2 separate regions of the Homo sapiens genome follow, and region 1 is linked to region 2. The links are chromatin contacts, found by Hi-C or POLR2A ChIA-PET in ENCODE. All regions are on one chromosome and are shown on one strand. Each heading gives the region's core, a stretch centred on a gene start or an enhancer-like site at or near the end of the contact. The rest is flanking DNA. Distances are from core to core; before and after follow the strand shown.

Region 1 (2,704 bases), core at 69-2,568, 160 kb after region 2:
GCAAAATCACTGGCATGTTTTTAAAAGGGTGTGGATACACCCTTAGCTCAAGTTACTCCTGCCAAGAACAGGAATTATTTCAATAGGATGGAGTTTCCAGAGCCATGCTATTGGTAAACAGCCGGAAGTCTCTCTTGGCCACCTATCCTATAAATAAATTGATACCTTCTGTGAATTATTTATGGATTCTGAGATGAGGCTGATACAGACATTGCATCTCAGATTCTTATTTCCCAGAAGAATGGACAATCACAAAGTGGGTGATTGGCTTACATGGTGTTTTTCTCTTTCCTGGGGTCATCATAAGTCTTTGAAGTACTGAGCTTCTTGAAGTCGATTTCTCTTCCAATGGAAGCATCCCTGGGAGGGATGCTTGTCAAATACAGTGAAAATAAATGCCTTCCCTTCACCACTGATCATGGACTTGTTATGCTGCCTCTGCAGACAAGAAAGTCAAAACTGTTGGGTCAAAGCCAAACCTTCCCTGGTTTGTGTCTGGGCAGAGTGTGTGTCAAATAAAAGACTTGAAAACAGGAATTCTGGATTATTTTCAAATAAAAACTCATCCATACTGTATAAATACGTGTGTGTGTGTGTGTGTGTATGTATAGATAAAATGTATGCACACACACATACACACACAATGAAATAGATAATGGAGCAGTATCAAATAATCTTATATCCATCGAATTAGTTCCTTTAAAACATTCCTTTTATTTTTTATTTATAGCAGTATGTAAAACCTTTAGTATAACAGGTTCTATATCTCTGGATGCCTTTACCAAGTGCTCGTCTGAACATGTGGGGAATGCACTTCGAGGCCTCCGCCAGGCAGTGACAGAGCAGGGAGGGACGTGTTAGGGGAGATGTTTGCTAGATGCTTTTCTTAAGAGGTGACAAGTAACCCAACTGCCAGAAATCACCAAAATAAGAAGATACTAGGAAATGTTGGACTGTGGAGTCACGAGGGCTCCAAAACTAGAGAGAACGATAAACTATAGTTTAAACTTTAAAACTACAGAGAACTCGGGGAAAGAAAGAGAGCAGGGCAACATTGTACCCTGATGAAAGTAAATGGATCAGTAAAGTTCACTTATGGGAATCACTCTCAGTAGGGACTCTGGCCACATGCCGTGCCTCTGCCCTCAGATCTCACAGGGCCTTCTCACTGGCAAATGCTGAGATGGGTGGCTGAGAGGTAAGTCATATCCCTCAGTATGACTCAGTATGACCCTCAGTATGGCTGAGGGGTAAGTCATAACCCTTAGTTATGCGGCAGCATAACTAAGTCCTGTAAACTGTGGCAGAGGTTCCGCTGGGTGGAGGACACCCAGCACGATCACAGTTCTACAGCTCATAACTTTCTTCCTCCAAATCGAATTTCTAGTTGGCCTCCACCCATTTTCGTTTCCCCTTTTTGACTTAGATGGTTTCTGTGTCCACCTCCATTATTGCATTTTCACGGTATAATTACCTACAATCATCTATTTGATTACCTTGAGCCATTCATCTTTCTACTATCCAATCTCTAATGTAGAGTAGGGGCTCAGCAAACATTGCTCTCTCTCATTCTTTTCTCTGTTCACTACTTCTTAGCTCAGATGCCATCTCCTCTAGGAATCTTTCTCTGATTCCTCATACACTGATCAAAGTATTCTTTCTTTGCATTCCTTTAGCGTTCCCTGTTTACCCCAACCCAGCCATTTTCTCTTTGTCTGTTTAAGTTTGTCCTCCCTAGAATGTAAACTCCATGCGGAAGGGACTGAGTTGTTTGTTTGATTGTGGATATGCAAAATTTTTAACTGTTTTATTGAGATAAAATTTACCTACATGAAGTTCACTCATTTAAAGTGTAAAATTAAGTAGTTTTTGGTATATTTACAGTTCTGCAGTCATCAAGATAATCTAACTTTAGAACTTTTTTATCATCCCAAAAAGAAACATAGCAGTCACTCTTCAACTTTCCCCACCTCCACTCCTCAGACTTCAGTGACCACCAATCTGCTTTTTGTTTCTATGGATTTGCCTACCTTGGATGTTTCATATAAATAAGATCACACAATATGTGGTCTTTTTGGCTGCTTTCCTTCACTTAGCATTATTATGTTTTAATCTTTGCACTCTCAGTTTAGAAACAAATTACCTGGCACAGGAAAGACACTCATGAATTTTTATAAAAAAAAAAAAAACACACAAACAAATGCACTAACAAACTCTAGCATTTTCTGGAGTTAAAAATTGTGCTCGAAATAGAAGTTATCTAAAAGGCTTTGACAACGCACTATGTTAGAAATAGTATTAATATCATCATTTCCTGATACCCTGTTTAGCAAGTACCAAATGTTTGTTCCCATTGTTTATATGTATTATTTGTAACTGTTTTATTGAGATACAATTTACCTACCATGAAGTTTACTCATTTAAAGCATAAAATTCAGTGGTTTTTAGTATATTTACAGTTGGGATTGAGGTAGAGTACGAAAGAAGTAGTTGGGGAAGATGTCAGGTACATGTGGAAGTTGTCCTCCTGGACTCAATGGGGAGGCTGCTAGAAGTTCAGGGAGCTGCTGACACCCGGTGCTGGGCCCTGAGGCTTGCAGTTTGCACAGGGCTATGGTGCTTCAGGCCTGCTCTTTGCTGTACCCCTATACCTCGCTCATCTCAGAAGAAGCAGATGTTCTTTCCACCCTGCCCCTAGCAAAAC
Region 2 (2,700 bases), core at 99-2,598:
TATAGCTGTATGTATTTGGTGCTAAAAATCAACTTAGAAAATTTAGTTTTCCACAAATAAAAAATCAATTTCAGTAAAACAGTAAAGCTGAAAAAAAGTATAGATTTAGATTTAATTTATTATATTATTTATTTATTTATTATAGATAGGATTTCACTTTGTTGTCCTTGCTGGAGTGCAGTGGCACCATCATAGCTCACTGCAACCTCGACTTCCTGGGCACAAGCAATCCTCCTCCTTCATCCTCCCAAGTAGCTAGGACTATAGGCATGAGCTACTACATCTGGACAATTTATGCAATTTTGTATAGAAAGGAGGTCTTGCTACATTGCCCAGGCTGGTCTTGAGTTCCTGATCTCAAGTGGTCCTCCCGCCTCAGCCTCTCAAAGTACTGGGATTACAGAAATGAGCCACCGTGGCTGGCCTAATTTATTATTAATAGACGTCTTTGAATTTAATAAAATCTAATTTTCATCTAAAATGCAATTTAATTCATTCATGATGTTTTATCACTATTGTTAAGGTCATGGTAGGCTGAGAGGTTATAATAATATAGTTTAATAGAATTAACGTATATAGCCAATTAAAGAAAATGGCATTTTAAATAAAGTATTGCTAATAGAGAACAAAGATAGCAAGTATTACTTATGCCATTCCTTCCCTGCACTCACCATCCAATCTCCTACCCCCAGAAAAATACATGCTACTCCATTCTCCTGGAAAACTGTTGTCTAGAGTATGGTGGGAAAAGGACTAGTGAGAAAACTAGGAGCAAAATTAGAGTGAACACTTGTTGAGGGTCCACTCTGTGCCAGGCCCAAGGCAAGATGCAACATCCAGAAAGCAACTTCGCCTCTTTGGGCTTCTATTTTCTCATTTGTAAAATGAAAGGATTGCATTGGATGATCTTACTTTTTTTTCCAGTTCCCATGTAATATGGTGTAGATGATGTGAATATGTTAGATAGGCACTTTAACTTCGTTCATGTTTTTATGCTGATAAAAATTAGTCCTGCCTGGATCTTTAGTAATTAATCTTCCTGCTTTTATGGTATAAAATAAGATTTAAAAATAATGTAAGGATGCCTCAGAACAGGTGGGATTATCTTTAAGAGTCTAGGCTCTTCTCATGTTCAATATGAGTTATGATTATTCCTCAAGAGAGCAATCAAATTCTGCAGTTAAAAGAAATCCATTAAAAGCGACCAAAACTTCAAACAGCTTTCCCATATATACTTGCCAAATAGGTTAAGCAGCCTGCTACCACCGTACCTCGTGCTGGGTTCTCCGTAGATCTCAGGTAAGCTGGCCTGAGACAAGTTGAGACTGGGATGGGAAAGATGCCAAGCAAACACCAGGTGTTTTTGGCGGCAACACTGATACTTCAGTGGAAGATGATGTCAGAACTAAATCAGCTTTCAGACAGGGGTTTAGGAGATAGTGCTCACACCAGAGATGGAGACTTTCTGATGAAACCAAAAATAAGCACTTGCTGAAGAGAACGATTGCACATTTATTTCCTGTCATCTAGGGCTGTTTCAGTTTCTAAGGAGGGCAGACCCCATTGAAAACCGTGACTATTAAGTGAAAGTATAAACTGCAGGGAAATTAACTCTCAGAGAATCTTTATAAAAATATATTCTATCAAGTTAAAGCACATCTTCTATGTTTTATTTTGAAAAAAGATCTTCCTCTTTGTTATTCACTTTGCTAGTTCTGAGCAGAAAAGTGCGACTGTTTCTATTCCCTTTGTGCCTGGGTAATGGTCATTTCCAAAGCACAGCCCATAACTCAACTCCAGCTTGTTTAATGTTATATTGGGTTTGCAGCCATTTGAATCAAACCTCATGATTAATAATATCCTGTTTTTATTGTGCTTATCTCGGGGTCTTTAACGGAGAAATTTCTGGAGAAAAAACTTTGATGAAAAAAGAATGTAGTATTAATAAGTGGTTGAATTTGAATTAAAAACTGTGGTCCTTTACAGAATGACTTCTAATAAAAACAATTTCTGCCTTCATTCTTTTTTCTTTTTTATTATAAGAAAATTTCAGGGGCTGTTAGGATCGTTGAAATTATAGATGCAGTCCACCTACATCTATCAGCCAGATACTATCTTTCATTGACCATTAGGTCAAATTACAAGTAAAATTAATGAAGCAGAGAGTTTACCCAATTCAGTGAGTTATTCAACCAACATTACTAGTAGTTTATTTTTTATTAAGATTTTTTATGAAATAAAATTACAGTATATCTATTGTATTATTATTGTTCATAATTTATACCTGAATTTGTTTTTCTTCCATAGCCTGAGAAAACTATAGAGTATAGGTCAGAAATATATAGGGTTTTTTTTTTCATTTTAATTGTATTAGTCCATAATGGGAGCTATACAGAGACCTAGTCCCCAGAACTAGAATGATGCATCCATATGGGTTGGTGGTACCCATCGTCATGGATTTGGTGGTGCACCTCCACGTCCATCAAAGAAAAATAAAAATTTTGGTCTTGTTGAAGCACAAAGACTGGGCAAAATGGGCAATGCAGCTGGAGAGCAAGACAAGGAAGGGATTGTGAAATGCCTTGTTTGCCTTATTGGGAGCTTGGACTTGACTCTGGAAATGATGAGAAACCACTAAAGAATGGAAGACAAATCAACAGATTTGATTTTAGGAAAATCAATATTATAGCTACGTAAAAG

Evidence for each region. A loop is a pair of places that touch in the nucleus more often than their neighbours do. ChIA-PET counts read pairs that join two places held with the same protein, here RNA polymerase II (POLR2A). Pooled maps may share reads with other maps.
Region 1: a pooled map shows a loop between it and region 2 (4-fold over the local background). The contact joins two enhancer-like sites. A Hi-C loop is called at or near these places in 1 of 168 maps with a recorded cell type or tissue (HCT116), 8 of 37 single-sample maps with no recorded cell type and 5 of 50 pooled maps. POLR2A ChIA-PET finds 5 or more read pairs at or near these places in 2 of 52 experiments (GM12878 and activated CD4-positive, alpha-beta T cell).

The regions. Positions count from the first base shown.
Region 1 is chr7:121,301,198-121,303,901 of GRCh38, forward strand. No RefSeq gene overlaps it. Among named protein-coding and RNA genes, the nearest start is that of WNT16, 26 kb to the right of the region's middle. RefSeq lists an enhancer at 1,136-1,205. Within about 2 kb of position 1,319, at least 4 of the 41 ENCODE cell types and tissues checked have a DNase peak (open chromatin) inside an H3K27ac peak, as active enhancers do.
Region 2 is chr7:121,137,048-121,139,747 of GRCh38, forward strand. All of the region lies in intron 14 of CPED1 (cadherin like and PC-esterase domain containing 1), which reads left to right. Among named protein-coding and RNA genes, the nearest start is that of CPED1, 150 kb to the left of the region's middle. RefSeq lists an enhancer at 1,498-1,607. Within about 2 kb of position 1,349, at least 3 of the 41 ENCODE cell types and tissues checked have a DNase peak (open chromatin) inside an H3K27ac peak, as active enhancers do.